Linked DNA regions of Homo sapiens: region 2 is linked to region 1. Evidence: chromatin loops called from intact Hi-C (ENCODE). Cell type or tissue: psoas muscle. All regions are shown on one strand.

Region 1 (2,500 bases):
GGACGTACCACACTGGGCACAGGGCCCAGCACTCAGTAAACGGTACTCTTTATTCTGGACAGGGTTCTGGGAGAAGACATTAACTTACATTACCAACCTACAAACACATTCAACCTTCATTCTTGAAGCTGAGATGAAGAGACAGTACCTCTGTTTTTCTTGCTTGTTCAGCATCTGTTCCCCATTTTTCTGGTAACAGCCCGTGGATTTTCCTGGAGAACCACCACCACCTCTCATTGCAGTTTTCGTGGTTTGGGTGGATGGATTTAACCCTTCCATGTCTAGGGGCAAGAGTGACCTACGTCTGGCCAATTTTCAGGCTCCATTCCCCGTGGGCAACGTGATTGGCTCAGAACAAGAACCATGAGCCAAACTAGTCCAGTGAGACTCAATCTTGGGACTTCCACTAGAGCTCAGAGCCTGCCACTGACCTGCTGGCCGCAATCTTGCCACAAGATGGGCAAGAAGGAGAATAAAGCTCCCTTGACCAGAAGTTTATATGGCAACAGAAGAGCAAACATGTGGCAAGGATGGGACCAAGTCTTGAAGAGATTTTCAAGCCCTGAATCTAGATAGGCTGAAGCACTACTATCCCGGGTCTTTTCAGTTATATGAGTGAATAAAAATGTTCACCTAAGACAGTTTGATTTAGATTTTTCTGTTACTTGCATTGAATTGGGTCTCGACAATGATTTTTAAGGCATTTCTTCTATTTTAGTCTCCAGCTTACTGTGAGGTCATGGGAGCCCTTTTCTTGTATGATATATTTCCTAACTTTACTAGAAGAAGCAATCCCATAGCTAGCATTTAGACTTGCTGGGTACTGGAAATCGCTGAAGCATTGTCAGCCTCTGGGAATGAGAAAACCCAAATCCTTTCCATCTAAATGGATTCTTTTTTTTTCTCAGAGTGGGAAGGAGCTGATATTTAGGTAGGACTCTGTTTTTGCTCTCCAAACTCTGAGAAAGGTTACCATGAAAGGGCAACACAACAATTAAAAGCTGTTGGGTATGAGAATGACAAGTTTGGCTGGCATGCAACACAGCGCAGCTGAGATGAGTATTCCCGATTAATGGGCAAACACGACACAATTGTCTCTTTCAATCCCAGAGTGCTAATATATAATACACAATCAGAGGGCATTGTACATTGGAATATAACTCATTAGCCAGTGCCAGTTCTTTGCCCCCAAGAAATACAGTAGTACGTTGTCTATAAAAGCCATAATTTGAGTCTTTTCAATTTGCAGCTATAGACCAGGTGAGGGATTTCACTTTGGGAAGAATCCAAATGGAATTGGGAATGGGAATTCTTGTTGGAATTCATCATTAAGGCAAAACCAGTGGTTAGGAGAATGAGGAATTGGGAGGCGCGGATAGGACGGGAAAGTGGAAGGAGTTTGACCTCCCATGCCTGCCACCAGGAGTCCCAATCAAAGAACTTAGGCGAATCTGGCTGAGGCAGCATCTGGCCTTTATGAGGGACATCCTAGAATGGACATGTCCCTGTGTGACTGCCCAGTGAATACCAAATGCGTTGGGTCATTTTATTCAAACCTGGAGGACTTGGCTGCCCAAGCACATGCTCTGTGGATGAACTCACTTTTGCTTTAGTCCATATGGCTGCTGAAGTCTGAGCAGCTCAGACAGCAAGGGACAGGAGAGAGAAGAACACAGGGCGGGTGATCAGAGAAATCCAAGGAAAGGATTGAATTACTGTCAGATGAGAGGGTGTGGGAGCTTCTGGGACAGATTGATGGGACAGTCTAACTGGCTGGCAGGGAGCTGTGAACTGTCACAGTCCACTGTGGTGAGCCAGCTGCCTTGTGTATGGCATGCATGCAGAGTGCAGGCTAACTAGGCAGGAGGAAATCTTCACATTTACCAAAAACACCCAGCAGTACACCAGCCCACCCAACCGGAAAACAAAGCATGCCCTTTAGACTCCAATTCCCCCAAACCAAAGAAATACTTACAGTGTTATCCAGCTTCTTGTTTCATAGGGCATTGCTCTACCAGTCTTTCACAAACACTTATTAAGAGCCCTCTCAACGTCAGGCACTGTGTTGGGTACTGGAGACATGGAGGAAATATGTACTATACTTCCCTCTAAGGAGCTCACCATCTAGTAAGCAATTGCAAAAAAGGAAAAAATACAGTAAGAGCTAGGATGAAAGAGAGTGCAAGAGTGGACAAAACAGACAAAAATTCAGGTGAGTTACTTTCTAGTGGTGGTCAGGGAAAGGCTTTCTGAGAAGATGGTATATGAACGCAGACATGAAAGATGTGAGGGAATGTGCTTTGTCAATTTCTGGGATTATGCTTGTACGTTTCATCATTGTTTCTGCTGCCCTCAAGGAGATTGCAAAACATCACACATGCATACACAAGTGCACCCACACAGACATATTTACTTTTATTTACGAATATAATACCTCTGCCAAACTATCTAAAAGTTGTGTTCTACTGATGACATTCCTGGTAATGATAATAGGTTTGAA
Region 2 (2,500 bases), 67 kb after region 1:
ATGTTTGATACCTGGCCTTTTTACAATTTTGATATTCTTTTACTTCAGGATATTGCTATCCTTCTACAGGTATTAAATGATATTTTTTGGGGGGTGTTTTTTTGGGTTTTTTTGTTTTGGTTTTGGTTTTTTTGAGATGGAGTTTCGCTCTTGTTGCCCAGGCCGGAGTGCAATGGCGCCATCTTGGCTCACCACAACCTCCACCTCCCAGCTTCAAGCAATTTTCCTGCCTCAGCCTCCCGAGTAGCTGGGATTACAGGCATGCGCCACCACGCCCAGCTAAGTTTGTATTTTTAGTAGAGACAGGGTTTCTCCATGTTGGTCAGGCTGGTCTTGAACTCCCAGCCTCAGGTGATCCACCCACCTCGGCCTCCTAAAGTGCCGGGATTAAACGTGTGAGCCACTGTGCCCGGCCTTGGTATGTATTTTTTAATGCTGAAGTGATTTGCTATTGATTTGGTTTTGATAGTTTTTTACGCACTCAGCATAACTACAAACATCTTGGCAACGTGTAACTAAGACTGTGAGTCTCTGGAATCTAGTTTTTGTGGAACTACTACCCTCTAGCTTCTGAAACAACTTTAGATGATTCCTTTTAAAAATTATTTTCTTTTATTCCAATCTTAACCTGTTAGGTATCTGATCCTTGCCTATTCTTGGCAGATAAGCATATCCAATAGTGTATTTTATTAAATAATCGTGCTCTTTGATAAGAAAATAAAGAATAAGTTTTTCAGGGACTTAGATTTACTTACTTTGCTTTAATTTCACTTTTGTGTATGTGTGGGTGTGTGTGATGGAGTTTCACTCTGGTCCCCCAGGCTGGAGCGCAATGGTGTGATCTTGGCTCCCTGCAACCTGCACTTTCCAGGTTCAAGAGATTCTCCCGCCTCAGCCTCCCGAGTAGCTGGGATTACAGGTGCGCACCACCACACCCAGCAGGTTTTTGTATTTTTTAAGTAGAGACGGGGTTTCACCATGTCAGGCAGGCTGATCTCGAACTCCTGACCTCAGGTGATCACCTGCCTCAGCCTCCCAAAGTGTTGGGATTACAGGCGTGAGCCATCACGCCCGGCCCTCATTTCACTTTTTTACTGGTGGTGGTTACTGTTGTGTGTATGTGTTTCTTCTACTTACAGCTTTTTCTCCTTTTTACATTTTTCCTGGGTTTTACTTTTTCTTTGGCTCTTTGCTCTTCTTACTTTCTGCTTTGGACCTTCCCACTGCTCATTTCCTTTTTGTGGCTTTCCATTACTGAATCAGGACGGTTTCTTTTGTCTTTGGTGCACTTCACATGCTGTATAAAACTAACCCATTCTTCCAAGAGAATTATTTTTATTTACAGGAATCAGTGCTTCTCTTTGTCTTTGTGTCCACTTGGTATTGTTTTTTCCTTCTTTCTACTTTCCGCCACTAGTTTTACCTAACTTCACTTTGAGAGGCAGTATAGCATAGTGTAAGGAGCACCAGTTAGCATGCTAGCTGGGTTCAACTCTTGACTCTGTTACCTGTTGTGTGGCTAGTTCCTTAACTTGTCTATGCTGCCTTTTCCTCACTGGTAAATGAAGATACCTGGTGATAGCTATCACAAAAGTTTATGTGAAAATTAAGTTACATAATATGTAAAGCGTACTTAGAACAATACTTGGCACATATTGGGTACTATGTAAGTATTAACTATAAACTAATGATTATTATTACTTTTTTTTTTTTTTTTGAGACAGGGTCTCCCTCTGTCGCCTAGGCTGGAGTGCAGTGGTGTGATCGTGGCTCATTATGGCCTCGATCTCCTGGGCTCACCGGGTTCAAGAGATCCTCCCACCTTAGCCTCCTGAGTGACTGGGACTACAGGTGCACTCCACCACTCCCATCTAATTTTTGTACTAGAGATGGGGTTTTGCCATGTTGCATTGGCTGGTCTCAAACTCCTGGGCTCAAGCAGCCTGCCCAACTCAGCCTCTCACAGTGCTGAAATCACAGGCATGAGCCACTGCACCTTGCCTATTGTTACTACTTTTAATATAAAATGGTTCAAAGCAGTTGGGTCTTCAGTGCCTCTTATCATACATCCTTCTACTTTTTTCTCCACATTTATTTATTTATTTGAGACAGAATCTGGCTCAATTGCCCAGGCTGGAGTGCAATGGCACAGTCTCTGCTCCCTGAAGTCTCTGCCTCCTAGGCTCAAGCCATCTTCCCAACTCAGCCTCCCAAGTAGCTGGGACCACAGATGCACACCACCACACGCAGCGGATTATTATATTTTTTGTAGATGCCCGCATCTACGTGATCTTACCATGTTGCCCAGGCTGGTCTTGAACTCTTAAGCTCACGTGATCTGCTTGCCTTGGCCTCCCAAAGTGGTGGGATTAAAGGCATGAGCCAGCATACTCGGCCTCCACGTGTTATTTTTCATGTTTCATTTTCTTAAAAATTCTACTTCATCATCTTTTCTCTCAGGAGTCTGCCTCTTAAAACTTGAAAGAGGAGTAAAGCCAAA

Evidence for each region. A loop is a pair of places that touch in the nucleus more often than their neighbours do. Peaks named below come from ENCODE experiments on the same cell type or tissue, not always from the same donor. Only the 100,000 strongest peaks of a DNase experiment are listed, where the experiment ranks them.
Region 2: it touches region 1 in a loop (3-fold over the local background); 7 of 110 quality-filtered maps call a loop at or near these places.

Annotation. Positions count from the first base shown.
Region 1 is chr11:130,368,518-130,371,017 of GRCh38, reverse strand. ZBTB44-DT (ZBTB44 divergent transcript) reads right to left here. Exons shown (of 7, transcript NR_148980.1): 2 at 1,976-2,124. Among named protein-coding and RNA genes, the nearest start is that of ZBTB44-DT, 55 kb to the right of the region's middle. RefSeq lists an enhancer at 1-121. In psoas muscle, a CTCF peak has its summit at 1,416; DNase peaks (open chromatin) are centred at 1,507 and 1,797; H3K4me3 peaks cover 475 bases; H3K27ac peaks cover 1,323 bases.
Region 2 is chr11:130,301,269-130,303,768 of GRCh38, reverse strand. The region is part of intron 1 of ZBTB44 (zinc finger and BTB domain containing 44); the gene reads left to right. Among named protein-coding and RNA genes, the nearest start is that of ZBTB44, 12 kb to the left of the region's middle. In psoas muscle, no CTCF peak of the experiment used is centred here; no DNase peak of the experiment used is centred here; H3K4me3 peaks cover 68 bases; H3K27ac peaks cover 295 bases.